Regions from separate parts of the Homo sapiens genome. Here all the other regions are linked to region 1. A link is a contact called in ENCODE Hi-C or POLR2A ChIA-PET data. All regions are on one chromosome and are shown on one strand. Each heading gives the region's core, a stretch centred on a gene start or an enhancer-like site at or near the end of the contact. The rest is flanking DNA. Distances are from core to core; before and after follow the strand shown.

What was found. Hi-C counts contacts between places; a loop is a spot of excess contacts on that map. ChIA-PET counts read pairs that join two places held with the same protein, here RNA polymerase II (POLR2A). Pooled maps may share reads with other maps.
Region 2: a pooled map shows a loop between it and region 1 (6-fold over the local background). The contact joins the promoter of WDR19 here to the promoter of TBC1D1 in region 1. A Hi-C loop is called at or near these places in 6 of 50 pooled maps.
Region 3: a pooled map shows a loop between it and region 1 (3-fold over the local background). The contact joins the promoter of RFC1 here to the promoter of TBC1D1 in region 1. A Hi-C loop is called at or near these places in 1 of 168 maps with a recorded cell type or tissue (naive thymus-derived CD4-positive, alpha-beta T cell), 1 of 37 single-sample maps with no recorded cell type and 8 of 50 pooled maps.
Region 4: a loop to region 1 is called in a pooled map, with 3 times the contacts of the local background. The contact joins the enhancer-like site here to the promoter of TBC1D1 in region 1. A Hi-C loop is called at or near these places in 1 of 37 single-sample maps with no recorded cell type and 2 of 50 pooled maps. POLR2A ChIA-PET finds 5 or more read pairs at or near these places in 1 of 52 experiments (activated CD4-positive, alpha-beta T cell).

What each region holds. Positions count from the first base shown.
Region 1 is chr4:37,887,857-37,895,183 of GRCh38, forward strand. TBC1D1 (TBC1 domain family member 1) reads left to right here and starts at 3,228. Exons shown (of 22, transcript NM_001396959.1): 1 at 3,228-3,492. RefSeq lists silencers at 2,747-2,936, 3,257-3,756, 4,786-4,835 and enhancers at 4,536-4,665, 5,096-5,375.
Region 2 is chr4:39,179,197-39,186,707 of GRCh38, forward strand. It overlaps WDR19 (WD repeat domain 19), which reads left to right and starts at 3,333. Exons shown (of 37, transcript NM_025132.4): 1 at 3,333-3,367; 2 at 6,530-6,621; 3 at 7,343-7,408. The coding sequence starts at 3,362. RefSeq lists enhancers at 3,002-3,181, 3,033-3,327, 3,452-3,601, 4,302-4,371.
Region 3 is chr4:39,364,545-39,371,376 of GRCh38, forward strand. RFC1 (replication factor C subunit 1) reads right to left here and starts at 1,818. Exons shown (of 25, transcript NM_002913.5): 1 at 1,695-1,818. The coding sequence starts at 1,697. RefSeq lists an enhancer at 1,740-1,859.
Region 4 is chr4:36,343,192-36,350,881 of GRCh38, forward strand. DTHD1 (death domain containing 1) reads left to right here. Exons shown (of 10, transcript NM_001170700.3): 10 at 311-4,320. The coding sequence ends at 633. Among named protein-coding and RNA genes, the nearest start is that of DTHD1, 65 kb to the left of the region's middle. RefSeq lists an enhancer at 5,368-5,517. Within about 2 kb of position 5,565, at least 5 of the 41 ENCODE cell types and tissues checked have a DNase peak (open chromatin) inside an H3K27ac peak, as active enhancers do.

The DNA of each region.
Region 1 (7,327 bases), core at 1,978-4,477:
GGCCCCATTGGCCCACGCTTCTACCATGGTGTGTACCAGCTCTCCTGGGAGTCACGTGGCCACATATCAAGGGGAAGGAGCTACTTCCCTCCTAGAGCAATGGCACCTGCAGGTAAGAGCTGAGTGGTGAGCTCTTACTTCTGCACTCTGCACTGGGCCAGTATGGATCTCCCCAACCACATTTGACAGTCTTCATCCTGCCATACCAGGTATCACCATCTGCTTCAAAGTCCCCTTTACTATTTGTTCTACAACTGCTAGAAAACCTAAGGCCAAATAGATTGATAGCAAGCTGTCCCCTAATTTCTAAGATAATGCTGTATAGATTTTAAAAAGAATTTCAACAATCCTTATTGCATACTATAGAGGGAGTTCTGTTTCCCAGAAGTTGAAAGTATGGTAAAATCCCTCCTCATCATTCTTAGGGTGCTAGCTGTCCTGGGAGCTGGAAAAGTGATGCAGAAATTGCTGCTTCTCACAAGGCCATGACCTCTCCCTAACCTAGGTAAGGGTCAAGGCAAATGGTCATTTGCCACTAAATTATAAATCTCTGAGCTGGAACTTGCTGGATGTCAATGCTTTGAGAGATATGAGGCCTGGGCCTGCATCTGGGCCCCACCCATCGACTTCCTACATCTGTATTCTGGTTAGGCACCCCGCCTGGCTGCCTACCTGTACTTAAGCCTTCCTGTACTCTGGGACTAGGGGTAAGGGTGAAGAGAGGGTAGAGGAGGTGAGCAAGTGAGGGAAAGAAAAGGTAGTGGAGTGGCAGGATGGGAGGGGGCTCTAGCCAGGATGTTCTGTAAGCAGAGCCCAGCAAATTATCTCTGTTCCCCTTGGCCTGACCCCTTTTCCCAGGAGCAGGGCCTGGCAAGCAGGGTTGTTAGGTAACAGTTTCAACCATCCTCTGGTGGGTTACATACAAAAAGCAGTTTACAGTGTCAATGAAATGAATGCTAGTGTACCTTTCTCGACCTCCTAGCACTCTGGAGGTAAATGTGTGCAGCAGGTCACTGCAGACAGGGAGAGAGAGTTCTACAACAGAGTTGAAGGTAAAAACATGAAATAATTTGGGATATGACCCAAGTGATAACAATATGGTTTAACTGGTTTACCTGGTCTTGTAACCTAAAGAATAATTTCCATAACCCAGTTAACATTCTACTCATTACAGTATTTATGACTGTATATTTCTTAAAAAAGAGTTGAGGCTATGCACACAAATAACTACTCAATGACAAAGAATGAGCTGAGGGCTACACAGTGGCCAGAGAGCAAGTATATTATAAAGGGCTTTGGATCTTGGAGATTCCAGCACCCACTAACCCTGTAGGCACTAACCTCTTACTTTTCTCCTTAGTCAAATGGATTTAACAATCTTTGCCCTGCAGAGTTTTTGAGCAAATTAGCAACAATATATAAGGACAGTATCTAGCACAATACCCCAAATCGACTAACTCCTCCGTAAAGAATAGCTACCACTATTGTGAGAGTTTTAAGTCAAGCTGTGAATAAAACTCTTGGGTCCACTTAAAAATACCTCCCCTGGATGTAAGCATCCAGGGAAATCAGGGAATGCCATAAGACAGCCCTAATCTAAAAGCCTACAAGAAGCTCAGTGGGCTTCAAGGAAGACACTGCTCTTGGTACGATGAGGAAACCTGGCCCTCTATTTGCCTCCTGGGCCACAGTAATATTGATAATAGCTGCTGCTTTTAGTTGAGGACCATGTACGTCTGTGTCACTGCACTGGCCACTTTACTTACACTTTCCTGCTTTGTCCTCACAAAGATCCTGTAAGGTGTGTATTGGTCCCATTTAGCAGGTAAGACAATGAAGACCAGAGGTCCAGCACCTTGCCTAAACCACACCTGCTGGGATTTGGATTCAAGTCCAACCGTACAGCTCAAACGCTCAGCCACTTCCCTAAAGTCCACCCCCAGCTACATTAAGTAAAAAAATCCAGAAAGATGCCACCTGGGGGTCTGGAACTGCCTCCTCCGAGCACCCGGCTCTCCCCTCCCTGCGGACTCTTCTCTGGAGAGGATGTGATGCTTCTTACTTTTCTCAGATCCCTCTCCCCACCCTGCGAGTGACGTTGCGCCTCTGTGCCTGGTGGGATAGGGATCTGGGAGCTTCGCCTGTTTTTTGCACACTGCCATCCCCTAGTCTTAGGGAGCGAGCTCTGTCCCGCTTTTCACATCTCCGCGTCTTTCCTTGCACTCTACATCACCGCTGGGAATGTCCCCAGACCTGATCGGGGCATGCACACTGGGGTGTGCGTGTGCGTGTGGTGTGTGTTCCTGCGCGTGTGCCGGGCTCGCGGGGCAGGAAAAAGCGCCTAATCCAGGCTCTGCGTCACTCCCGCAATTGGTTAGAAATGGAGTTTCCTGGTGTTTAATCCCGGGAGGGCACTTCGCCTTCGTTGTTTCCCAGAGTCCCTGATTTTCCTGCCTCGCATGCCAGCGCCCCATAGGGCATCCGTGCCTCAGTTCACCTCTTGCCATCCTCCAAGGACGGGGAGAAGGGGTAAGGCGGGGGAGAGCAAGGTGGCTTGGTCGCCCCCGGCCCCCGCCCCCCATGTTGTGTGCAGTTTCCACCACGTCTGTTTCGGAGGGAGAAGAGGAGGGTGCAGATGAGGCGAGGCGCCTTCGGGAGCGCGGAGAGCGGGCAGGCAGTGCCACCTGCTGAGAGCCACTCAGGCCGAGCAAGCGGCGGGCAGTGCCACCTGCTATAAATAGGCCGCCAAGGACAGGGTGTGCGACTGTACATCCCGCCACGAGGGCCTGCATCACGCGCGGGGCCCCGCGCCCCCGGCTCCCCAGGGAAACGCTGTGCCCAGATCCTGCGCAGGGGTCTGGATGGGGCGGCGGCCCGAGTACTTCCCCCCTATTCCCCCCACAGACACTGGCTGAGGATGGCCCGCGGGCTTGGGGGCGGGGGGTGGCAAGGAGGGGAGGGAGGCCGCGGCGGACCCGCAGTGCAGCAGCTGTTGCTCGCGTGTGACTCGCCCGTCCGGGCCGTGCTGCCCAGGCACAGTCACACGGCGCAGTGGGGAGGAGGAGGACACCGAGTCCCCCTCCCAGCTCCCCGGGGACCGAGTGGGGAGATCCCGGCTCCTGTCTTCCCCTCGCCTCCAGCGCGCTCGCCCAGGCTGGGAGGAGGAAACCAGAGCCGCGCGCAGACACCTCCTCCTTCTCCTCCTCTTCTTCCTCCTCCTCCTCCTCCTCCTCTTCGGCTGCTGCTCCTGGTGCCGCCACCGTCCGCCGGTGCCTGTTGCTGCCGCCGCCGCGGGACCTGCTGTGTCCTCAGCTGGGTGGAGAAGAGGCGGGCGCCGAGCCGAGGGGAGCCCCCTCCCCGTCCCCCCGCGGCGGGAAGAGCGCAGCCAGCCGGGTGCGATGGACTCCCCGCCCGCCCAGGCCGTCCCCAGGATGCCCCCAAGCACCTGCGCGTCCCGGCCCGGCCCCGGGCTCTGAGCGCGCCGCGGCACAGGTAAGGCGCTTCCTGGGGCTTCGTCCTGGCCACCCTGCTGGCTCCTCTCGGGGCGTCGCGGCCGCCCCCTCCCGCAGCACGCCCCTGCCCCGCCTGGCCGCGGAGGGGAAGGCATCTGGCCGCCCACGGACGCGAGGCCAGGGTCTCTCGGGGGAGGAAGTTCATTGCCATCTCGTTGCCCCCCTTACCCCCCCACCCCCGCCGCCCTTGGACGAAAGCGAAACCTTAATGTTGCTAGCGACCCGAGAGCTCCGCCGGCTTCTCCCCCAACCCCCGCCAGCTCACTGGTCCGCGCATCTCTCCCCTCCCCCCTCCCGCCAATTATCCTAGCGTGTTTGCAAGGCGACCAGATTGGAAAGAGTGTGGTCAGAGTGACCCCAAGCCACGCTTTAAAAGTTCAGGGTACTTTGCAGTAGTAACTTTGGCAGCTCCACCAGTGCGCGCAACATTTCTTTCTATGGGTACATCCTGTACCAGTCATTTTGAAACCCTGCTTCATTGTTTCTAGCCGCTTCCTGATGGCTCTGTGATTATGAGACCCCCCTCAAACTTCACCAGGCATTAAGGTTTTGTTTTTGCTTTTTTTTCAGAGAGGTATCATTTCGTTTGAAATCCACCTAGATGTGGCTTTTCCTGTTTTGATTTTACTTAACATAGCTTATTCTCTGGAAGTTGCTTTAAAAAGAAATTGAAAGTGATGGTTGTTCCTTCCACCAAACAGTTTAATTTTCAGGGTGCCTCATATTAATGGATATGTTTTCCCTTCATAGATTTCTCATTGTTTCCCTTATGATGGGATGATTTCATTTATTAATAAAATCAGACTTTGAAAGAGCATTTAAAAATGACCTGGTTTAAATAGGTCACACCCAAGAAACTCAGCTATCTGTACAAGTTCAAACTTCTAAACTTTTTCAATGAGCTAGGGGTGGTGGCACCCACCTGTAGTCCCAGCTACTTGGGAGGCTGAGGCAGGAGGATCACTTGAGCCCAGGAGTTCGAGGCCATAGTGAGCTATGACTGTGCCACCTCACTGGAGCCTGGGTGACAAAGTGAGATCCCATCTCTTAAAAAAAAAGAGTTTAGGGGACATTTTCTGAAGTGAACACAAGTAGAGCATTCTAACACTATTGAGTGCAAGGAGACCTGGAAGGGACTAAGTGGTTCAAAGCAGGAAATAAAATCATCAGGTGATAATTAAAATAATTTCTTTCCTGTGGATTTGTCCAGCCATTTGCAAACCAGGAGAATAGGAAAAAAAATCACTAGTGTAGTTATAAATTATTACATTACGTTTTCAAAGGAAAATTTTGCAAATGCGTCTCCTTGTCATAGTCTATTGTTATCTACCCCACTGAGAGTGCTGGGGCTTCCCCTTTTCACCACGACAGCATTTCTGGTTGGGTGGCAGTCATGCAGTGTTGACCTGGTGTCCCATAAGGCACAGTTTGTCAAAACACTAGTGGGTATTAGGAGGAAACGTGCAACTCTGAAGCAACAGAGCTTGCCCCTTCTTCCTCATTATCCAGCTGGTGATAATCCCTGTCCCCCACTTCCCTAGAAGACAGCTTTGACCAGGAAGGCTGCAATGACAATGAGATGTACCCCTATGCAGAGCCAGATGTGGGCGGGTGGCTTTTTTGTGGTCCAGATCTTCTAGGATCTTCTAGGATGTAACCCTGGCAAGCAGTGGGGAGCCTGAATCAAGCAGCATGGCTGTTACCTCTTCTGTGTTCACAGCAGCATCTTCAGTTGTCTTGGTGCCTGGAGCAGGCACCACAGCTGCCTGCTCTGTTGGCCACCAGCTTTCTAGAGTAGATGGTAGGGAGGAGAGCAAGGGGCTCAAGAGGATTCTGTCTTTGAACATGCTTTTAATTTGATCTGACAGAATGGCAGCTCCCTGAAGTCCTTCCTACTCTCTCCACAGCATTTCTCTGTAGGTCCCCAGTTTTTGCTCTTTTCAGATTCCCAGAGGACTGAAAATGTATCACGGCCCATTTGGGGACTTCCTGTATATGTGTGGGTGCCTCAGGATCATTTGTTTTGCCCTTTTCCAGTCTACCGTGCTGCCCTTCTCAAGTTTAATGACCACGTTAGTTTCAATATTTTATATATTTCTCAGCAGTTTTCATCTCTTGGTCATTAAACTTGAGAAGTAAAATCTGCTCATTAAAATGACTGAGTCCATGGCCAGGCATGGTGGCTCATGCCTGTAATCCCAGCACTTTGGGAGTCCAAGGCGGGTGGATCACTTGAGGTCAGGAGTTCGAGACCAGCCTGGCCAGCATGGCAAAACCCTGTCTCTACAAAAATATAGATCTACAAAAACTAGCCAGGCATGGTGGCATGTGCCTGTAGTCCCAGCTATTTGGGAGGCTGAGACAGGAGAATCGCTTGAAGCCAGGAGGCGGAGGTTGCAGTGAAACATGATCGTGCCACTGAGTCCATTCAGCAGCAGAGTAGTGTTGGGGTTTGTATCCCTGTAGTGATGACGAAGGATTTAGGTTTTCAGTCAGAACTGTTACCTTACAATTTCCTTCACTGACTTTTCTTCCTTTCCAACACCACATTCCAATAAAAAATATCTTTAGACCAGATTCTTCACGAAAGACATGAAGGTTTTCATGCTTCAAGGTTTTTGACTTTTTTTTTTTTTTTTGAAAGGAGTCTTGCTGTGTCACCCAGGCTGGAGTGCAGTGGCGTGATCTCAGCTCACTGCAACCTCCGCCTCCTGGGTTCAAGTGATTCTCCTGCCTCAGCCTCCCAAGTAGCTGGGACTACAGGCGTGCTCTACCACGGCCGGCTAAATTTTGTGTTTTTAGTAGAGGCGAGGTTTCACCATCTTGGCCAGGCTGGTCTTGAACTCCCGACCTTGTGATCCACCCGCCTTGGCCTCCCAAAGTGCTGGGATTACAGGTGTGAGCCACGGCGCCCGACCAGTTTTTGACATTTCTAAGCCAAAAGTTCCATTTGATGAGGTCTTAGATGCAGGGGCAATGTGTCCCTTTTCAGATTTCAGATGTTTAGAAAAAGATGTGTCATATTTGGGCCAACTGAAAAACTCTTGATATGTAGGTTTTTATGAAGCTGTGCAGAATGTAGGAAATACATTTTAGAACCAACAAAGAGGCATTTAATTTTGAGTGTGCCTGTCTCCTTTGAGATGAGCAACAGCTATTTTTCTCTTCAAAAGACAATGCGTGTATTTATCAGCACATTTTATATAATCAGCAAATCTAAACCTCTGAATTAGGTAAGCCCTATAGGTTTGTTGCCAGAATTAGTGAATTTATACATGCAAAGTGCTTAGAACAGTGCCTGGTACACAGTGAGCACTCAATATTATTTATTGCTATTATTATGTTTATTTATTTTATACTTTTAGAGTATAATTTTGATGTTAGGTTTGGATTGCTGAGGCCAAGCAAAATTTAGATAGACCAACCCAGCTAATCCACTAGAAAGATATTTGAGGGTTATTCCCATCTAAAGATCTATGGGATCTTTGGATATCATCTGTGAGAAACAACAGAAGTTTGTAGATAAGACAGATATAGATTCAAATGCCACCTTCACAATTTATTAGTGAGGGAACCCTTTGGTAAAATGAGCATGACAAAACCTACTTCTCAGCTTTGTGAACGTACAGAAGATCATGAATGTAAAATGTCCATGAAGTGGTAGGTGGTCAACAGATATTGCTCTAGCAAAGTGGTTAAGAGCAAGCAAACTCTGGAGCCAAAGGGCCTGGGTTCAAATCCCGATTCTGCCACTTCTTATAGTATGGCCTTGGGCAGGTGACCTCACTTTTCTGTGCCACTATTCAATGATAATA
Region 2 (7,511 bases), core at 2,083-4,582, 1.3 Mb after region 1:
ACCTCCTCTATACATAATGCCCCCCTCCCCTCAGCTTCTTTCACGATTTTTGAAAAATATTTTATTTTTCAAAGTTTAAATATGATATGCCTAGGTGTGGTTTATTGAGCACTTATCCTGTTTGGAGTTCTCTGAGCTTCCAGGAGGTGTGATTTGTTGTCAGACATGAACTTGGGGGAAATTAATCATGAGCATTCTTCATTTCTGTTAGTGTTTTTGATCTCTAGCATTTCTTTTTGAGTCTTTATTAGAATTTCTATCTCTCTGCTTGTGTTTTCCATCTGCTCTTGCATGTTGTCTACTTTTTCCATTACCTCCAGTAGCACATTCATCTTATTTTTTTTTTAAAGTCCTGGTCTAATAATTTCAACACTCCTGCTATATATGACTCTAGTTCTCCTGCTTGTTCAGTCTCTTCAAGCAGTGTTTTTTGCCTTTTAGTATGCCTTGTAATTTTTTGTTGAAATCTGGATGCTATGGTTTGAATGTCCCCTCCAAAGCTCATGTTGAAACTTAATCACCAATGTGGCAATATTGAAAGTTGGGGCCTTTAAGAGGCAAATGGTTCCTGTGTGCCCTGCTTTCATGAATGGATTAATTCATTCAAAGATTCAGGGATTAATGGGTTAATGAATTAGTGGGTTATCATGGGAGTGAAATTGGTGGCTTTATAAGGAGACCTTAGCTAGAACGTTAGCACACTCAGCCTCCTTGCCATGTGATATCCTGTGCTGCCTCAGGACTCTTCAGAGAGTCCGCACCAGCAAGAAGGATCTCACCAGATGCACTCCCTTGACCTTGGACTTCTCAGTCTCCCTAACTATGACAAATGAGTTCCTTTTCTTTATAAATTACCCGGTTTTATGTATTCTGTCATAAACAACAGAAAACAACTAAGACACCAGACAGGATATACTGGATAAAAGGAATACTTGTAAGTAGTCTTTTAGTGGTATGTGGTAAGGTACAGGATAGGGCAAGTGTTCTATAGTCCTATGATTAGGCCTCAGCCTTTAGTGAGCCGGTGTGGATGGTAAAAGTCACCAGTACTTCCTTTTTTTTTTGAGACGAAGTCTAGCTCCGTCACCAGGCTGGAGTGCAGTGGCACAATCTCGGCTCATTGCAACCTCTGCCTCCCAGGTTCAAGCGAGTCTCATGCCTCGGCCTCCCGAGTAGCTGGGATTACAGGCATGTGCCACCACGCCAGGCTAATTTTTTTTTTTTTTTTTTTTTTTTGAGCAGAGTCTTGCCTTGCTCTGTCGCCAGGCTGGAGTGCAGTGGCACGATCTAGGCTCACTGCAACCTCCCCCTCCCGGGTTCAAGCGATTCCCCTGCCTCAGCCTCCCGAGCAGCTGGGACTACAGGTGCCCACCACCATGCACAGCTAATTTTTTGTATTTTAGTAAAGACGGGGTTTCACCATGTTGGCCAGGCTGGTCCTGAACTCCTGACCTCAAGTGAGCCCCCCACCTCGAACTCCCCAAGTGCTGAGATTACAGGCGTGAGCCACTGAGCCTGGCCACCAATACTTCTTTTTGCTGTTTTTTTTGACGGAGTCTCGCTCTATCGCCCAGGCTGGAGTGCAGTGGCGCGATCTCCGCTCACTGCAAGCTCCGCCTCCCGGGTTCACGCCGTTCTCCGGCCTCAGCCTCCCGCGTAGCTGGGACTACAGGCGCCCGCCAATACTTCTTAATCTCCCACACTTAAGTGGAACAGGATGGTTTATGGAGGCTGAAGTTGAGTATTTCCCTTCTCCCAGGTAGTTTAGGCTCTGATAAAACCCCAGCAGACTAGGCTTTGGTAAAAATACTTTCTCCTGAGGGCAGGTCTTGTTAAGAACTGATTGCTCTGGCTATTTTTAAATGGTTACCCTTTCAGCAGAGGAATCTTTCAGTAAAAATTTAAGTAATTAACCTAACTGTCAGAGGCGTTTGAACCAGAGCGATTCCATTTTGAGTGAGGGCTAGGAAAATGAGGCTGAGACTTGCTGGGCTGAATTCTCAGAATTTGGGCATTCCTCGCCTCTAGATGTTTACGATTAAGGGAATAAATTAATAATGTTTACTAAAACAGACCCAGATATCGGGATATCTGGAGAACAAAGGCATTCCTAATTTTGCTTTAAAGATAATAATATCAATTCCTGCAAAATAATTAAGAAAATTAATCTTTGATCACAAACCCTTGTAGCAGAGCACATCTCCCCATATATACAAGCATTGTACCTAGGGTGGATGCGTCCCTTCTCTTGCTTTCAGGAATGTCCTACTCTGTCTATGGAGTAGCTGTCCTTTCACCACTTTACGTGTTTTAATAAACTTGCTTTTCTCAGCACTGAGAACTCGCCCTGAATTCTTTCTTGCGCGCGATCCAAGAACCCTCTCTTGGGGTCTGGATCCGGACCCCTGTCGTAACGTAACTGAAAACCCCAGTGCAAAGGCATAGCACCCTACTTAAGAATTTGCAAACATTCATTATTAGTTATTTCAAATCATTGATTAACTTTCTCTAAGCCAATCAGATTCCTACCTGATGTCGAAAAGAAAAGCAAAAGGTAGACTGTTTCAACACTTTCAGACGCTTGGGTAAAAGATGCACTTTCATGCTATAAATAATGCAGCACAAATACTGTACAACAGGGCTTTATACTTGGGGAAAAGCTGCCAGATCCAAACTCTAAAGGAAAACTATTGGAGCTCATTTTTCCTGCCCACGTTAGCTAGCACATTTTGTTGACATTGAAAAAAAAAAAAGATTTTGGTGAAACTGAAAAAAAAAAAGCACCAACAACCCTACCTTGAAATAAACTATTGTACCTCTTATGCCTCCTCCCTTCTACCCCAGAAACCTGGAAGAAAAAAAGATATACCCGAGCTCGTCCAACCCCTCTTTGCGTGGACTGTATAGGAGTATTTAGCCCATCCTGCCTCCTTTAATCTAACATTCTGCGTCTTCTTTCCTTCAGCTTCTCGGCGCCCCCTTTGGCCAGCACTGACATCTTAGTCATCGCGGTCCAAAATTTACGCACGCGCCTTTGAGGGCTCACAGAGCCCGTCTCTCCCGGACGAATCTCATCCAATCAGAGCCAGCCAGGAAGCCGAGGCTCAGCAAGGCCTCGCGACGCCCAACTTCCCAGGGTTAGCGTCTCTGATGTCATGTGATTCCACCCTCCGCCTCTCACCCACCCTCGCAGAGGGCGGTGCGCTTGGCCCGGCCCCTCGAGGCACCGCCTTTCAATTAGCACTCGCTGATTGGTCGCTGCTCGCGCGGTCTCCTGGGTGACGGGAACGCGGTAGCCTGCTTGGTGGAGACCGGGTGCGCCTGCGTACTTCATAGTTCGCGTAGCGGCTCGAGCGTGGAGATGAAGGTAAATAACTTACAAATTCCCGGGGTGGGGCGGGAAAACGCGACTACTGGCCCTTGGTCGCTTTTAAAAGAGGATATCTGTCCCTCTCCCTTCTGAGTTCGTTGGAAATGAGGAAGAGAGAGAGAGAGAGAGGTGGCCAGAGAGAGCGGGGGCGAAGCTGAAGGGACGAGAGAAAGGAAAGAAAATAGGAGGAGAGGAGAGGGCGGAGAGAGAGGCCTCTCGTTTTGGGGACTGCAGACGCCGTAGAAGCGGTGCAGAAAGTGGGAACCCCTCCCTGGCCGAAATGAGCGGACTGGATCTAAAGATACCCCAGCTTCGCACGCGGAAAGAACTGGTCGAGTTAACGCGTTTGGAGGGTCGCTGTGAAGTTGACTGGGTCCGATGTCACGAGCTACCTCATTTCTTGGGGCTAAGCCTCTGGCAAGCCGCGCAGCTGCCCAGCGCCTTAAAAAGAATGAAAAGCCTCCTAAAGAATAACTTCAAAATGTATTACCTGTGACCAGTCCAATCACCTGCTAGCGAGTGTACATTATTGACGGGAAATCTGCACCCGAAAACTCAGGTCTCACGCTCATGTGCCTCATCCTCTGCACGCACGGTTTCTAGGCTTGGGCTTCTTGTTCACCCCACTTTCTGATTTATCAGAGCAGTCCCCCCTTGCTCTGCTCTGGCAAAGAAATGGAAGGCTTTTTTTTTTTTTTTTTTTTACTGAGTCTCGCTCTGTTACCCAGGCTGGAGTGCAGTGGCGCAATCTCTGCTCCCTGCAACCTCCACCTCCTGGGTTCAAGCGATTCTCCTGCCTCAGCCCCCCGAGTAGCTGGGACTACAGGCGCGTGCCACCACACCCAGCTAATTTTTTGTATTTTTAGTAGAGATGGGGTTTCACCGTGTTAGCCAGGATGCTGTCACTCTCCTGACCTCATGATCCCCCGACCTCGGGCTCCCAAAGTGCTGAGATTACAGGCGTGAGCCACCGCGCCCGGCTGGAAGGCTCAATTTTAAAATTATTTTAGATGTCCTCATGCTTCTTCGTGGCTATTAGTGTGGAAATTGGAATTGACGGACCAGTAATCATAACTCCCATTTTTATTTCTAAAGCTCTTTACAATTTATGAAATATTAGAAGTGAAGAGTTATTATTCATGATTTACAGTTGAGAATTTTTTGCTGGAGGCAATTTAAACGACTTACTTAAAGCCCTACAGCTAATAAGCTACAAACAAAATTTAAGTCTTGGTTTTTTGGTTGTGAAACTAGCAGTTTTTCCTCTGCACGGTATGTGGAGCATCTATAGAGCTCCACTGAAAAAAAATAATATGAAATCACAGCTAGAGGCAAGTCAGCCATTGAAGGTAATGAAATTCAAGTTTAAGGACTTCTCACTTGCATGAAGGAGTTCCAGGGTGAAATGGTCACAAAATTGCAAAAGTAAGATGCTTTTAAATATTCTTTCTTCATGAGTTTCTTTATGCTCTATAAAACTTTTATGTCCCATGATCATAGCCCACCTCTACTTTCAATAGAGGGGAATTTCTTCTTTAGCATGTAAAATGCTCATTGGGACAGGGTGCGGTGGCTCACGCCTGTAATCCCAGCACTTTGGGACGCCGAGGCAGGTGGATCACTTGAGGTCAGGAGTTCGACACCAGCCTGGCCAACATGGTGAAACCCTGTCTCTACCAAAAATATTTTTAAAATTAGCCGGGCGTGGTAGCGTGTGCCTGTAATCCCAGCTATTCGGGAGGCTGAGGCAGGAGAATCGCTTGAACCCAGGAGGCGGAGGTTGCAGTGAGCCAAGATCGCCCCACTGCACTCCAGAGCCTGGGCGACAGAGCAAGACGCTGTCTAAAAAAAAATAAAAATAAAAATAAACAACCTCACTGCTTTGTGTTTGGTTGTTGGTTGTTAATTTATTTATTTTGAGACGAAGTCTTGCTCTGTCACCCAGGCTGGAGTGCAGTGGCACCATCTCGGCTCACTGCAACCTCCACCTCCCGGGTTCAAGGGATTCTCGTGCCTCAGCCTCCCAAGTAGATGGGATTACAGCAAGCGCCACCATGCCCAGCTCATTTTTTGGTAATTTTAGTAGAGACGAGGTTTCGCCATGTTGGCCAGGCGGTGTTTAATTTTGAGCATTGTAAGAGTTTTGTGTTGCCGCACAGACTAAGTCCCGTGTAACAGTATCTAAATTTCATATGCCTAGAAATGGGCATCATTGTTTAATCTATAATTTAACCTAATATTGAAATCTAAATTTTTTCACTGAAACTCATATTCCTAAATGTTCTAGATCAACACTGTCTGATATAAATGTACTGTGAGCTAATGTAATTTCATATTTTTATTGACCATTAAAATTTTTTAAGAAAACAGGTAAAATTTATTTTAATAATATATTTTATCTTACCCAGTATATCAAAAATGTTATTTCAACATGTAATCAATATAAAAATTAACAACGAGATAGTTTACATTCTTTTTCCAGTTGTTGAAATCTGATATACATTTTATATTTACAGCACAGCTAGGTTGGGATTACTTATATTCCAAGTCCTCAATAGCTACATGTGGTTTGTAGCCTCCATATTGGACATCACGTTTCTTGATTGTTTCAAGGAAAAGAAAGAGTTTTCAGTTGATAACACTATTCACCCAGTAGCCAAGTTAAACACTTAATGATGATGTAAATATAACTAATGGAACTAATAGAAGAAAATAATGTTGAAAGGAGTAAAGACATTTTGTGTTTTTATCATGTTTAAGATAGCAATTTTTGTTCAGTTTAATCACCAGGAATCCGTGCCACAGATAATTAACTGAATTCAGGCTTCAATTATTTTAGTCTTTAACATCTACAAAACACTAAAATTACATATTTTTGTAAAATTAACATTCAGAAACATTAAAAAGCCAAAAAAAATTTAAAATAAAAGCCCTCCTATATCTTGAGATCTGTAATTTACCAAGTAGTTGTGTATGTTTAGTTGGTTGGTTGATTTTGTTTTATTTCTTTTGTTGTTAACTTCTAGATAAGCTCTAACATAATCCTCACTATCCTGAATCCTATGAAAACATGGTTTTCATGACCATGTTTTGATACCTTTTCTGATCAACACTTGATTGTATGTTTTGAAAATATTAAAAATTGTGTTTATTTTTTAGCGTATTTTCTCACTGCTAGAAAAGACTTGGCTTGGCGCACCAATACAGTTTGCCTGGCAAAAAACATCAGGAAACTACCTTGCAGTAACAGGGTAAGAAACCAATGAATGTTTTAAGCAGTGGTTGCATGCCCATGTAATCACACCATCTACTCAGTAGAAGTTTTTTTTGTTGTTGTTTTTTTTTTTTAAATGGAGTCTAGCTTTGTTGCCCAGGATGGAGTGCAGTGGCACGATCTCAGCTTGCTGCAACCTCCGCCTCCCAGGTTCAAGTGAACCTGGCCTCAGTAAAAGTTTTTGTCTAACAGTTATATGACAGGAAAAGGAATATATTCATCTCCATTAACATGAAAGTTCATAGAACCTTTTCCCTGGTAATAACTTTTTATGCAAATTCTGAAACTATCAGGAGAAAACACTGAAATCATTTGGATGGCAGCTTTATATACATAGATAAATGAAAGAAACATTTAGGCCAGGTGCAGTGGCTCATGCCAATAATCCCAACACTTTGGGAGGCCAAGGCAGGCAGATCACTTGAGGCCAGGAGTTTGAGACCAGCCTGGCCAACATGGTGAAACGCCATCTCTACAAAAATACAAAAATTAGCCAGGTATGGTGGCAGGCATCTGTAATCCCAGCTACTTAGGAGACTGAGGCAGGGGAATCGCTTGAACCTGGGAGGTGGAGGTTGCAGTGAGCCAAGATCACACCACTGCACTCCAGCCTGGGCAACAGAGGGAGACTCTGTCTCAAAAAAAAAAAAAAAAAAAAAAAAAAGTAAATCATATCTTTATGTTCTGATTGCTTTCAGAGCTGATTATATTGTGAAAATCTTTGATCGCCATGGTCAAAAAAGAAGTGAAATTAACTTACCTGGGTAAGTACAGAAGTAGATTTAAAAAAACCTGTCAAGTTTTGTTGCCTAAAAGATTAAAAAAATACTGCCTTAAAATTATAATCAGATGGAATCTTTTGCTTCT
Region 3 (6,832 bases), core at 568-3,067, 1.5 Mb after region 1:
AAGCACCTGAATGATCAAAAGTTGACCACACAAGCTATGTTCACCATAAATGACAGAGGAATCTACCATGCCTCTTAAAATCTATGTAACTTTCCATAGAGTCCTTTCTGAGAAAATAGATCACTGGTAGCTGTGTAGTTGCCTAACATGCCAGGCACCAGAACCAGAACGGAAGCTTTACCTATACATCTTGCTTAATCCCCAAAACAATCACTATGGCAGCTATTATTTTCCCCTCTTTTACAGATAAGGAAACAGAGGCTTAAAGAGATTAAACTTAAGCTATTTACTTGCCCAAGACCACGTAACTATTAAACTAGACTATACTAACATAGTAATATAACTATAAATTAATATATAAACCATTAAACTAAAATATTACCACGTTCTTCATCTTCAAGACTCCAAGTCTCAAGCTTCCAAAATACCACAGTGCTTTGGCCTCCAAAATGTAATGATGATCATTATAGGGAAGTAGTATAACATGGTGGTCAGAAACACCAAGATTCTAATTCTAGTTCAACCACCTACTAGTTATATGATACACTGTTTAAATTCCAAAAAGGTGCTTGCACCATCTGTAAAACTGCATCGATGTGGGTTGAAATGAAAAAAAAAAAAAAAAAAAAAAACCATGGAAAACCAACAGTTCACATATTGACCTAAAGAAGATGCTTGGTACAAGGTAGCTACTATCATTACTGTTGCCCTTTTTTGAGAAGAAACACAAAGGCCTGCAACGTTTCCCAGTGTGGCATAAAATTTTCACCGCCCCCCCCCAGAATGTTGTCACTGTGACACGTTGACCAATGATTGAAAAAAATTATATCGGATTGTTAAGTATCTTCTAGCTTAATGAACATTTTAAATGGTCCTTTAAAAATATTTCAAACACAGAGCCATATCCATTGCCATACCATCAGGAATGTCTGCTTTGCTGGCTGCATAATCATTTCACTTTCAATTTGTTTGAACATTTTATCCAGAATTATGCAGTGAGGCTTGGGTTTTTTTCAGATTTTAAACATCAGGTGGTAAGAGGATGACAGCTGTCAAATGTCTTGCATCTGTTTCTATTCGCTGTACTTCTTTTTCCTAGTAAGCCATGTTATCCTTTTGACTCCTATGAACTCATCTAAACAAAATAAAATATCCTCTCCATGCCCTCGGTCTCAACACCGCTCAGGTGATCGTTAATGACGAGCGGAGATGAGACGAGCTGAGCTGTTAATGATAAAAGTTTAAGGCCCTACACAACATATTCCCTAAGAAAGAAAAGTTTGTTACATTCTTCTCCCTCGTGACCCAAAGCTTGAAATCCACGCTTTAGGCAGTACTCAAACTGAGGTTCGGGCAACGCCGAACAAGAAAATAACTTTACCAATGCGTCCCAAAACCACCATCCTTCCTCTCTTCCTTTCTCCCTTCCCCCAAGAGTGGGGGGCGGGGGGAAAGTGCAAGTACACGTAGCAACAAAATCCCTGCGCGCTGGCTGCCGCCCAGAGCCAGAGCCCGCGATGCAATGAAAGTTTTGCGTCCAGTGCCCGGTGTGCGGCCCCTTCTCTGCCTTTGCTAGCCTCCGGAACCACCCACCGCCATCCTCCCCCACCCTGCATACCAGGAGTGCCCGGTCCACACCAGGCCTGCAAAGCCCCCCCAGACCCCGAGCCGCACGGCCTCCCCCAGCGGCTCACCATCGCAGCCCCAGGATGAAGGCGCTGGCTGGCTGGCGGGTGGGCCGGTTGAGGAATCTGTTATCGAGGCTCAGGATCCATTCGCGCCAACAACTTCTCCCGCGAAGTGCAAGAAGGCGAAGACAGTGGCGCGCGGTGATGACGTCAGGAGGCGCGAGCTTTGCTTCCGTCCCGCCCAGAGGCGGGAGGTGCGACGCCTGCCCAGGTGCTGCCCCGAGGGCAGGCGGGCCGCTGACATCGAGAGGAACCACGGTGCTTTGGTGTGAGCTCGGTTTTTGGCGGGGGCGCTAAAGTAGGGGGATCCGATATTGGTTTCCTTGGCAGGCGGGGTACCCAAGTACCTCCCGGTTACACGTCTGGACAATGCACTTCCCTATAGTAACTTTGAAAAGTTTTTACTACCAACTTTAGTAAGATAAATGTTTTAGCTGTGCGTTTTACATATTATGTATAAATATCTATTCTGTAATAAGGTTTCATCAAGAGGCCGGACGCGGTGGCTCACCCCTCTAATCCCAGCACTTTGGGAGGCCGAGGCGGGTGGGTCACCTGAGGTCAGGAGTTCGAGACCACCTGACCAATGTGGTGAAACCCCGTCTCTACTAAAAATACAAAAATTAGCCAGGGGGTGGTGACGTGTGCCTGTAGTCCCAGCTACTCGGGAGACTGAGACAGGAGAATTGCTTGAACCCAGGAGGCAGTGGTGCAGTGAGCCGAGATCGAGCTACTGCCCTTTAGCCTGGGCGACAGAGCGAAACTCCGCCTCAAAAAAAAGAAAAGATACCGAAAGCTTTGGGGTAAACCAGTTGTATATGAATAGATTAGCAATTGAATCACGGAATACAATGAAACATTTGCGTACGATTTCAAGAGAAAGATTAGACCATAAAGAGTTCAATGGAGAAAGCAGTATCTCCAGCTTTGGCTCTAGCTACACTTTTGAAATTCTCACCCATCCACCCCCTGTTGGGTCTTGCGCTTTATGACACCAACATTTCTATGGCGAAAGATAGAACAGCCTGGAATACAACAGAGGCTGAGCATTGACAGCTTGTATTTATTAAACGCCTATTGTTGTACGTGCAGCTCTGGACTAGCCTAGCTCATTTTATCCCCATGATGACACTGACTACTCTTATCCCGAATTTACAGACAGACTGTTACTTATTAACAGGGCCTCACTGCACTGTTCCCTCTGAAGCCAGGATGCTAGGTCTCCAGCCCCACCACCTGCTATTTATGTGACCAAGGGCAAGTTACTGTGCCTCGGTTTTGTCTTAGCAGACATATCACACAAATTTTTGCCCATAATTTTAGAGGACCTACACCAATTTATAATGTTCATTGTGTTATAAATCAATAAATGAGTAAATAAGACATAAAAAGTTGTACGTGTCTTTTATATTACATTCCTCTTAACTTTTGCTTTTTTTTTTTTTTGGCATTTGAAGCCTTCCTTGAGTTTAAATGAGACTTAAGTCAGGAGACTGTAACTTCTTTGTGAGATTGTTTTCTTTAGGAATATTTATTTACATGAAAATACTCTATCTCAGAAATATACCAGATCTAAAATGACTGCATATGCTTTGAAACTCCTCCCTTGAACCTGGACTGGCCTATGACTGATTTGATCAAAGAATACAATGGAAGTGATACTATGCCAACTCCAGACCTAAGCTTTAAGAAGACTGGCAGCTCCTGTCTTGCTCTCTTGGAGCACCATGTAAAGCCAGGGAGGTGGTCATCTGAGACCAGCCTTATAGCCATCTCCACCAGGCACCATGCATGTAAATGAAGCCATCTCAGATCCCATCCAGCAACTGATGGAATTTCACTAGCTTTGTTGACCCCATTCAACACCTGGGAGAGCAGAAAAATCACTCAGTCAAGGCCTGTCCAAATTTCCTGACCCACAGTAGCGTGAACATAATTAAATGATTGCTCTGTTAAGGTAATAAGTATTGGAGTGGTTTCTTATAAAGGAATAGATATCCAGAATGGAAATATTTTTGAAGACCCAAAATAGGACTGAGCATGGTGGCACATGCCTATAATCCCAGCACTTTGAGAGGCCTTGTCTCAGGAAAAAAAAACAAAAACAAAAAAAAAGTGAAACCAATCAGAAAAGATTTCCCTGCTGATCCATGCCTTTTTGTTAGCAGAATAATGGCATGGAAAGAAATTCACTCCTTGAAAACAGTATGGATATAAGCTTTTGCCTATCACAGCAAGTTTACATTTATGGATGCCTGCTGCATTAGCACATGCCGGCACTGTTATTCCATCCTTCCCATCCTTAATTCCTTTATGGGCTAGCTCATCAGCCATAGTTAGTATCTATCTGGGGCAAATAACACCAAAACAGTGATGTTTCAGCAATCTTGTAGACTTGGTCTAGTGTCAGATTTTCATGAGTGAAAATATTGGCAAATTCATCAACACATTTCTCCACTGCTTTGTGATCAGCAGATGCTTTATTGCCACAGATTTTTTAAAAATGTAACACCCTGTCTTTTCTTAAATTTATGCAACCAGCCAGTTGAATATGCACAATTCCCTTCAATTTTTAGTTCATTGCAATAGATCTTTGTTTCATGATCAGCATACCATCACGTGGCATGTGTTCACTATGATGCTTATGAATTTATGCTTTCAATACATGATTGAGATTTTCTTTTTTAGCTTTACGTAGTTTTTTTTGGGGGGGGGGTTGTTTTGTTTTTTGTTTTTGAGACGGAGTCTTGCTCTGTCACCCAGGCTGGAGTGCAGTGGCGCCATCTCGGCTCACTGCAACCTCCGCCTCCCAGGTTCAAGCGATTCTTCTGCCTCAGCCTCCTGAGTAGCTGAGATTACAGTTGTGCACCACCACATTTGGCTATTTTTTGTATTCTTAGTAGAGACGGGGTTTCACCATCTTGGTGAGGCTGGTCTCGAACTCCTGACCTCGTGATCTACCCATCTCGGCCTCCCAAAGTGCTGGGAGGGTTTTTTTGGTTTTGTTTTTTTACTTTTCATTAACTTCTGTTCATCACTTTCAGCATAAACCTTCAACAGTTTTTCCTTCTGTTTCTTCAAATCATATATGGTGGTCATTCCAATCCCATACTCTTTTGTAAGATTTTCACACTTATACTGCTGTCCAACTTCTCTAAGGTTGACTTTCTGTGCCACAGATAAACATAAATGCTTCCTCTTTTTCTTATCACTGTTACCCAAAGGGGTATCTGCAGGCCTTTTCGACATTTTCAGCAATATCTGTATACCACAAAGCAGAGAATAATCAAAAAACCGCAGAAGGCCAGGCACAGTGGCTCATGCCTGTAATCCCAACACTTTGGGAGGACAAGGAAGGAGTATTGCTTGAGACCAGGAGTTCGAGGCCAGGAGTTCAAGACCAGCCTGGGCGACAGAGCAAGATGCTGTCCCAAAAACAAAACAAAACAAAAACCACTGTAAACAATCTGAATGTTAACTGTAAAGAAAATGGATAAATTGAAATATATTCATACAACAATAAAAATCAATGAAATACAGATCATACATCATACAACACTACAGATCAGTCTTGTATACTTTTTTTTTTTTTTTTTTTTGAGATGGAGGCTTGCTCTGTCACCCAGGCTGGGATACATTGGCGAAATCTCAGCTCACTGCAACCTCTGCCTGCCAGGTTCAAGCAATTCTCCTGCTTCAGCCTTCCAAGTAGCTGGGATTACAGGCATCCACCACCATGCCTGGCTAATTTTTGTACTTTTAGTAAAGACAGGGTTTCATCATGTTGGTCAAGCTGGTCTCTAACTCCTGACCTCAAATGATCCACCCACCTCGGCCTCCCAAAGTGGTAGGATTACAGGTGTGAGCCACTGCACCTGGCCCAGTCTTATATACTGATATGGTTTGGCTCTGTGTCCCCACCCAAAACTCATCTTCTAGCTCCCATAATTCCCATTGTTGTGGGAGGGACCCAGTGGGATAGGAGATAATTGAATCATGATGGTGCATCTTTCCTATGCTGTTCTCATGATAGTGAATGGGTCTCATGAGATCTGATGGTTTTAAAAACGGGAGTTTCTCTGCACAAGCTCTCTCTTTGCCTGCTGCCATCCACATAAGATGTGACTTGCTCCTCCTTGCCTTACACTATGATTATGAGGCCTCCCCAGCCATGTGGAACCGTAAGTCCAATAAATGTCTTTATTTTGTAAATTGCCCAGTCTTGGGTATGTCTTTATCAGCAGCGTGAAAATGGACTAATACAGTAAATTAATACCAGCAGAGTGGGGCATTGCTAAAAAGATACTCGAAAATGTGGAAGCAACTTGGGAACTGGGTAACAGGCAGAGGTTGGAACAGTTTGGAGGGCTCAGAAGAAGATAGGAAAATGTAGGAAAATTTGGAACTTCCTAGAGACTTTTTGAATGGCTTTGACAAAAATGCTGATAGTGATATGAACAATAAGGTCCAGGCTGAGGTGGTCTCAGATGGAGATGAGGAACTTGTTGGGAACTGGAGCAAAGATGACTCTTGTTATGTTTTAGCAGAGACTTGCAGCACTTTGCCCCTGCCCTAGAGATCTGTGGAACTTTGAACTTGAGAGAGATGATTTAGGGTATATGGTGGAAGAAATTTCTAAGGAGCAAAGCATTCAAGAGTTGACTTCGGTGCTGTTAAAGGCATTCAGTTTCAAATGGGAAGCAGAGCATAAAAGTTTGGAAAATTTGCAGCCTGAAAATGCAGTGGAAAACAAAATCCTATTTTTGAGGAGAAATTCAAGCCGGCTGCAGGAATGTGCATAAGCAACCAGGAGTCGAATGTTAATCACTAAGACAATGGACAAAATGTCTCCAGGGAATGTCAGAGACCTTTGCAGCAGCCCCTCCCATCACAGGCCCAGGGAGGAAAAAGTGGTTTCATGAGCCAGGCCCAGGGTCCCCGTGCTGTGTGCAGCCTAGGGACTTGGTGCCCTATGTCCCAGCCACTCCAGCCGTGGCTGAAAGGGGCCAATGTAGAGCTTGGGCTGTGGCTTCAGAGGGTGCAAGCCTCAAGTCTTGGCAGCTTCCACGTAGCATTGAGCCTGCAAGTGCACAGAAGTCAAGAATTGAGGTTTGGGAACCTCTGCCTAGATTTCTGAAGATGTA
Region 4 (7,690 bases), core at 4,315-6,814, 1.5 Mb before region 1:
TTTTGCTCAATTAGATCATGTAGAGCAGAGCGTAAAAACCATTTTAACATGCCCTCTTGGTTCTCAGGTACATTAAAATTTCATAAGCATTTAAAACTCTCTGCAATAGCTAGTACCCTCAGGAGATGATCCCAGAATGCCAGGGATTCAGAGGCTTTTGATTGTTGCTCCAGGTAGTCTCATATCTCTGCACTGCTCCAAGGCCAAACAAAAGAGCAGGGAGACTTCCTATAAACAGGTGTGGAGGGTTAGACCCATGCATCCCCCAGGAGAGGGTCCTAACCGTGAGTGTTCCTCCTGTGCCTGACAGAAGCCCTTTGGGATAACTTGCTCCATTGGCTGGCTGAGGAGCTCTCAGAAGAAAATGCTGAGTCTCTTTCCTCAACTCTCCCTCTGCGCCGTAGCACCATTCAGCTCATCAAACTCAAGAACCCTGATGATCTCACAGAACAGATCCACGAGTTTCTTTGCTTCTGGAAAAAATCGCTTCCAACTTTCACCGACAAACTTCGCCTCCTGGCTCGACATCTCCGCAAGATTGGCAGGAGTGATCTTGCAGAAGAGCTCAAATTCAAGTGGGAAAATAAAGTGTTCACTGAACCACAGCAGTGTTTTGATGTAGCCCCTGAGTAAAAGCCTGATCTCTCTTCCTTTACCCCTAGGAAAAGGCACACGGTGGGTTTTTGTTTCTGTCAACATTTTCCTGGAAGTTTCCGAATGATATTATTTGAAGTCAGTCTATTTAATGATGTGCTATTTAATGATGTGAGACAAAGGGAGAAGCACGGATCAGATAATAGAAAGCATTCCTGGGTGTGAGCGCTCCTCTCTGGTTGAGTGATTATGTTTTGCAACCATGACTGTCTTGAGTTTGGCCTCACTTAATAGCATTTGCAATTGAGTTTGACTTGTTCACATTTTAAAAGCTAAGTGTGAAGAAAAGATCTGATATATGTAATTACTTATTAATTGGTATCTACATAAAATTAAACTAGTTTTCTGTGACTTCAAGTGTGAGCCCAAAAATATCTGAGACAGTTCTCAATCAATTTAGAAAGATTATTTTGCCAAGGTTAAGGACAGGCCCGTAACAGCCTCAGAAGATCCTGATGACATATGCCCAAGGTGTTCGGGGTAGAGCTTGCTTTTATGCATTTTAGGGAGTTATAATATATCAATCAATACATGTAAGGTGTACATTGGCTCAATCTGGAAAGGTAGGACAACTCAAAGCAGGGGCTTCCAGATCACAGGTAGATTTAAAGATTCTTGATTGGCATTGATTGAACAGTTATTATCTAAAGACCTGGAATCAATAGGAAGGAAATGCCTGGGCTATGATAAGAAGTTATGGAGACCAAAGTTTTATAATGCAGATGAAGCCTCCAGGTAGCAGACTTTAGAGGGAATAGATTGTAAATATTTCTGATCAGTCCTAAGGTCTGTTGAAATTTATGCTGGCCAGCTTTTCCTGAATTCCAAAAGAGAGGAGGGTATTATGGAGTCATGTCCAACCTCCCCTTCCCAGCATGGCCTAAACTAGTTTTTCAGGATAACTTTGAAATGCCCTTGGCTGAGAGAAGGGGCTTGTTCAGATAGTTGGGAGACTTAGAATTTTATTTTTGGTTGACTCAGGCAACCAATTCAAGTTACATAGATACCATAGAGCCTACAGTAAACAATACAAAATAAATTGGACTGAAAGACTTGATGTCGGTGGTAGTAACTCACTTTAAAAAAACCTTTCTAAGCTCGAAATAAATTAAAAATAGAATAACACTTCAGCCATTTACTGGCACAGACTTTTCCTTTATAAAAATATAACTTGGAAGAGGGAAAATTCCATATTTTGTTATTAGCGAAATGAGGCAGTGCAGAGAAAATAAGTTATCAGTGAAAGAATTCAAGGCCTATTTCTTCTACTTAGGAAGAAAACCTGCTTTAAAATTAGTTAACAGAAGCCTTATTACATAAGCCCTAGATATACATCATTAAAAATAAACAAAACATCTGTAAATAGAACATTAAAATGAAAGAAAAAATTAAAACTTATCTAAACCCCTCTTTCTATTGATAATCGCTATTAATGTCTAGTATAAGCTTTGAGTTTTTGGAAAGCCTAACGCCCTTTAGCTCTCTGAAGCAGTTGGATATAAATGGGACATTGAACTAGTTTCACTGACTCATTAATGCAAAAACCATTAGGTCGTTGGCTTGAAAACATCGGTAGCAATTAGTTTCAGTTATTGAATACCTAGGAATTAATTGAGTTATATTACAAAATTAAATGTTTTAATCTCTTTCAAATTTAAACGCAAGACTTCCTTCTACAAATTAACCAGGGATTTAGATATCTATTCAGGTATATATCAAAAAAGGCGATTCCCATTTTCAAACATAGTCCCATAAAGGAATATTTTATTAGTCAAGATTTTTTACATGCTGCCAAAAAGGTACAATATGTATTTTCATGTATTCTTGGGGCAAAGAAAACAGACTAAAATGTTCATTGTTTTCCTGATTACAATCGAACAAAAAAGTAAAGAAAATGAAAGTTGCTTCTTATCCTGTCATTAGAGATTACTATTATTAACATTTTTGGCATAATTTCTTCTAGTTTTTCTTTTTTTCTGGAAGAAAATATTTCTATTTCTATCGGTATAGATGTATCTAAGGACACTCACATATGTGTTCACCTGCATGCACACATGCTAATATGTATGTCCCATCACACACATCCCTGCCACACACCTCTCACAAATGCACCCTCAAACACACAGGCCTACCCTTTATCAGCACTGTTTCGGGTCCACTTGTGCACCTCACATATGCTGTCACAAACACACCCCTCCTGCACACCCAGCTCCCAACTCTCTCACAGAAACACACCTATTCACATACATAAATACATGTGCACACACACACACCCCTCACACACATATAGTTTCAGATCCACTTGTACACTCTCACAAATGTCCTCGTTCACATATACCCCACCTCCACATTTCATATACGCATACACTCATTAATATGCCTCCCCCACAGACACATGCACACACACACACGACATCTCACTTTACCGTTACCACTTCACCTGCACATATACAATCTCATTAAAACACTCCCTGTCATAACCCTCCCGTCTTTCTTTCTCTCTCTCACACATACACTCACATACATTCACTCACAGCCACATATACACACCTCTTCACAACACAGATACATTTTTCCCCCAGAATTAAAACAAATACTGCACATATTGTTGTTACAGTAAAGCAATAAAAAGGTACATAGAGAAAACAATTGATCATCCCTGCAGCATCTCCTCTCTTAAGATAATCCAGGAAATCAATCCCATGTGTAATCTGTGCCACTTGGATTGAGACCTGCCCCTGAACACCCTCAGTATTGATAGACACACCCATACCTTTGCATACCCATTTCTCTGTCTGGTGAGCCAACCTGTATGGACCACATCAGAGATGCCTTGTTCGCTTTTGCTAATGCAAAGCCCCAGCAGAAGACAGACAGGAGGAAGGAGAGTGAATTATACCATTCCCCTTTTCCTCCCTGTGCTCATCTTGGCCTGGCTGTGTCCCTGGCCTGCAACCACTGCTCCTCTCAAGAAGGCCACCTCTAGCCAACTCTCTCCTGTGCTTTGGTAACTGGTCTTCTTCTTGTCTCTTCAAGTCTAAGGGTGGTAATAGCTCTCTTGTTGTTTGGAGTAACTGTGTTATTCCTTGCAGTTCCCCTACATCCTGCTCTCCCCTTTTTAAAATAAAGCCTCCTTTTATTATTCTAATTTGAGTATATCACTATATTTCTCATTGAGACCCTGATTGATACCTCTCTGCACACCTTTCTTATGCTCCTAGCAACGTATACATGTATTTTATTTCCCAGAATGGGAGTCATATATTATATATACAGTTTTTAAAATTACTGTCTTATTAAATTATGAGTTTTTAATGTCTTCGAATGTTTTAATGACTGTATAATATCCTATTTCATAACCATAGCACAATTAATTTTAGTATAATCAATTTCTGAAATTGGTTAAAATGAAATTTTGCAGTATATATTCTTTTATGTTTGACTTTTTATTCAACTTTATGTTGCTGAAATTCATCCATTTTGCTGTGTGTGGCAATGGTTCATTCTCATTAATGTATAATATTCTATTATATGCATATATTAAAATTTTCATATCAATTAGACTGTAGTCCCAATATATACCTAAGAGCAAAGTGATAGTTTACCATAGTTCATTTAACCGTGTTCTATATTCAGGACCATTTAGCAATTAAACTTTGAACATCATTATTCATGTGTTTATTTCATATCATGGAAGCGCAAGAATGCACTACCATTTAGAATCTATACATTTTTAATAACACCAATTTCACTATTGAAAAAACCATTACAGTCACCATTTTGCTAATTATTAAGCATCAAATTTTATAAATAAAATCTTGTAACATTTATTATTTGAATTACCAAAACCTATGTCCATAGTCATCTTGATTAGATACTTACAGCATCTGGAGTGTAAATTCTTGATTACAGCAATTGACTATCACTAAAATGTAGCTTAAATGAACACATACATATTTCCTTGTATATTCTGAAGTATTTTATTATTATTAATTAATTAATTAATTAATTAATTTTTTTCACACAGGGTTTCACTCTGTTGCCCAGACTGGAGCTCAGTGGCATGATGTCACGGCTCACTGTAGCTTTGGCCTCCCAGGCTCAAGTGATCCTCCCACTTCAGCCTTCTAAATAGCTGGGAATACAGGTGCAGGCCTTTACACCTGGCTAATTTTTGTATTTTTTATAGAGATGGAGTTTCACCATGTTGCCCAGGCTAGTCTCGAACTCGTCGGCTCAAGCAATCCACCTTCCTTGGCCTCTCAGAGTTCTGGGATTACAGGCATTACCATGCCTCACCCTTCTGAAGTATTTTAGACTAAAATAGAAATACCTTAACAAATGAGGTAGGTAGGCTTTGAGCACATTATAATCTAATTTTCAAAATAGCTAAATCTTTTGGATAAAGTTTTGTTTTTCTAATCCAGTGTTTCTTAATGAGATGTTATTGGCATTGTGAAAGAAATCCGTTTTCAAAAAATTAACATGCACTGGCTCATAAATTGCAGACCATTCAGCATCCCTGACCTTGTCCACCAAATGAACAAAATGCCTCTCCATCCTAGTGAATGTGACAAGCCAAATATCTTACACATTGTTCTGGTTATGAGGGTTAGGGGTGAAAGAGTGGGTGTTGAGGACCATGTTTTAATCAGCTTTTGGTTGAAGTAGGGCATGAAAGAAAGGGGAAGAACATCTAACGGAAATTTAGAACATTATAAGCAAACCAGGGCTTTGCCTAAACTGTTCAACTGCTACCAGTATTTGCAAGAAATGTCAACTGCTGTCTGATGGCTTTTTCAGAAATGTTCTCAATGAGAAGTCCAAAACTGTGCTATAGAATAAGAAGTTTATCTAAGGTACAAAGTCAGCCTTTCTGAAGTCAGAAGAACAGGGAAATATTGAGTAAGGTCAAAATTGTGGCTGACACAGGCCAGGGGATTCCCTCTTAGCTTAACTAAGCATGACTTCTGTGATCTAACCTCACCAGAATGCCCCGTACTGCCTACACATTTTGACAGATGTCACAACGAGTCCTCAATTCCCTCCGCCTCTCCCAGGACTCCTCTGCTAGCATTCTCTCCCCACTACCTCTCGACATTGATTACCTAACATAGTAAATAATTTACTTACTAGTTATCATTTTTATTTACTTTCTGCAAATAAACACCTGATTTAATTTCCAGGGTGCTTGTCTCTTTTTTTAATTGATATATTCCTATTACTTAGAACTCTGTCTGGCACTCAGTGAATGTTTCTGTTTTGTTTTCCTTACTTTACAAGCGAGAAAACTCTTTCTGAGTTACAGCAGTAGAACCTGGATTAGAAGCCAGATGATTATATTTTCAAAGTCCTTTTTCTTTTACTTCCACCTTTCTACCCCTTTCCCTACACCCAACTCCCCACCATTTCTCTCTCTTCCATAATGTCTGATAATATTTTTTCAGTCTCTGAATACCCCGGACTGGATTAATTGTCTGTGGAACTCTATTTTAAATCCAGCTATAACATTTCTATACACTGTTGTAATTGCCTATTTATTTGTGCTTTTCTCCAACCAGTTTGTAAGTTTCTTGAGAGCTGAGGATTGAGTAGTGTTCATCAGTGAATTTTCAGTTCCCTGCACAGAACCCAGCACATAGTAGGCACTCAATACATCTTCACTGAATTAATTCATGAATAACATCTACACACTGACATGTTATTGGGATCCTCTTTTTGTGCCCTATATTTCTTATTGGAAGCAACTTTGTGGGGATAGTTGCCATGTCTGAGAAGGTAAAAAAATTAGCTCAGACTGTAAAAATCTGGCCCACCATTCATCAAGCTGGAATAACAGACACTGATGAAGCCACCTGCAAAGTTAACAGGAATCAGTGTTTCCTCCAAGCACATATTGCAGCTATAATATGTCCCCTTCTTTGAGTGACTGCTGCTTTCTTATACACTGAGACATTTTTGTTCTCCCAAATCATGGATTATCAGAAACCTTACTGCCTGAAATCATATCTGTGAGAAAGACGTATTCTTTTCTTGCCGGGAAGATCTAAGTCATTTTGACACAGAAAAGCATTCTTGATTTCTACCCAGTTGCAGAGCTTCAGATAAAGGGTTTCTGGATACAACACTGCATATCTATCTCAACATTCCTGTTTGCCAAGGAAGGAAAACTCTGGGTCCACTTTGCATTGCAGACCTGATGTTGACCCCTTTATACACAGCTCTGCTTTGCTTTCAGCCTATCAAAACACTAGCGTCCACCCTCCTCCTGTGTACTCAAATAACTCCATCTTTGCTTTTGTTTACCGAGGCACTCACAGTTCCTCTGTGTGCAAGCCCTTCATGGCAATGAATTAAGAAATCTAACTTTGTGGAATTTCAGGTGTGTCCCTGGTTGTCTTAGCCTGATGGGGACACTCCTGTGACCTTTCTGTTTTCCAGCCCAGTGTTTCTCAAATCAGCAGCGTATTAGAATTTGTAGGAGATTCCTGGAGCCTTTCTGAGAAATTCTGATTGAATTAGTCAGAGGCGTGTTCTGGGAATCAGAATTACAAAGTTCCCCAGTTGATTCTAATTTGTAGGCAAGGTGATATATGCCAAACTGACCCAGGATACAGGATACCCTGGAGTGGATATTCAAATTCAGTTTCACAGGACCAAAACAACCTTCTAACTCAAAATCTTTGGCTATGTACCTGAGTATTCTGTAAGGTTAATGAAGACCTCAAGTCACACTCTCACCATGGAAGATTAAAGACATTGCCTATCATATTCCACTTCTTGTCCAAAACACTTTCTCAATTTTTATTTTTACTTTTCATGATTACTACTGAACCAAGGGTAACATAGGAGGGAAAAAAAGGAAACAGTGCAAGCTCTGTCCTATGCTGAATATCCATTTTTTCCTCTTAGAGTCCTCATTTGAGATGATTTATCTGTTCACAAGAATAAGCAGGGTGGAGTGGGGAGCCGAGGAGCTGAGGCACGGAATTGGACTGGTTGGGAAGGAGGAACACTTGGCTTAATCCCCCATCAA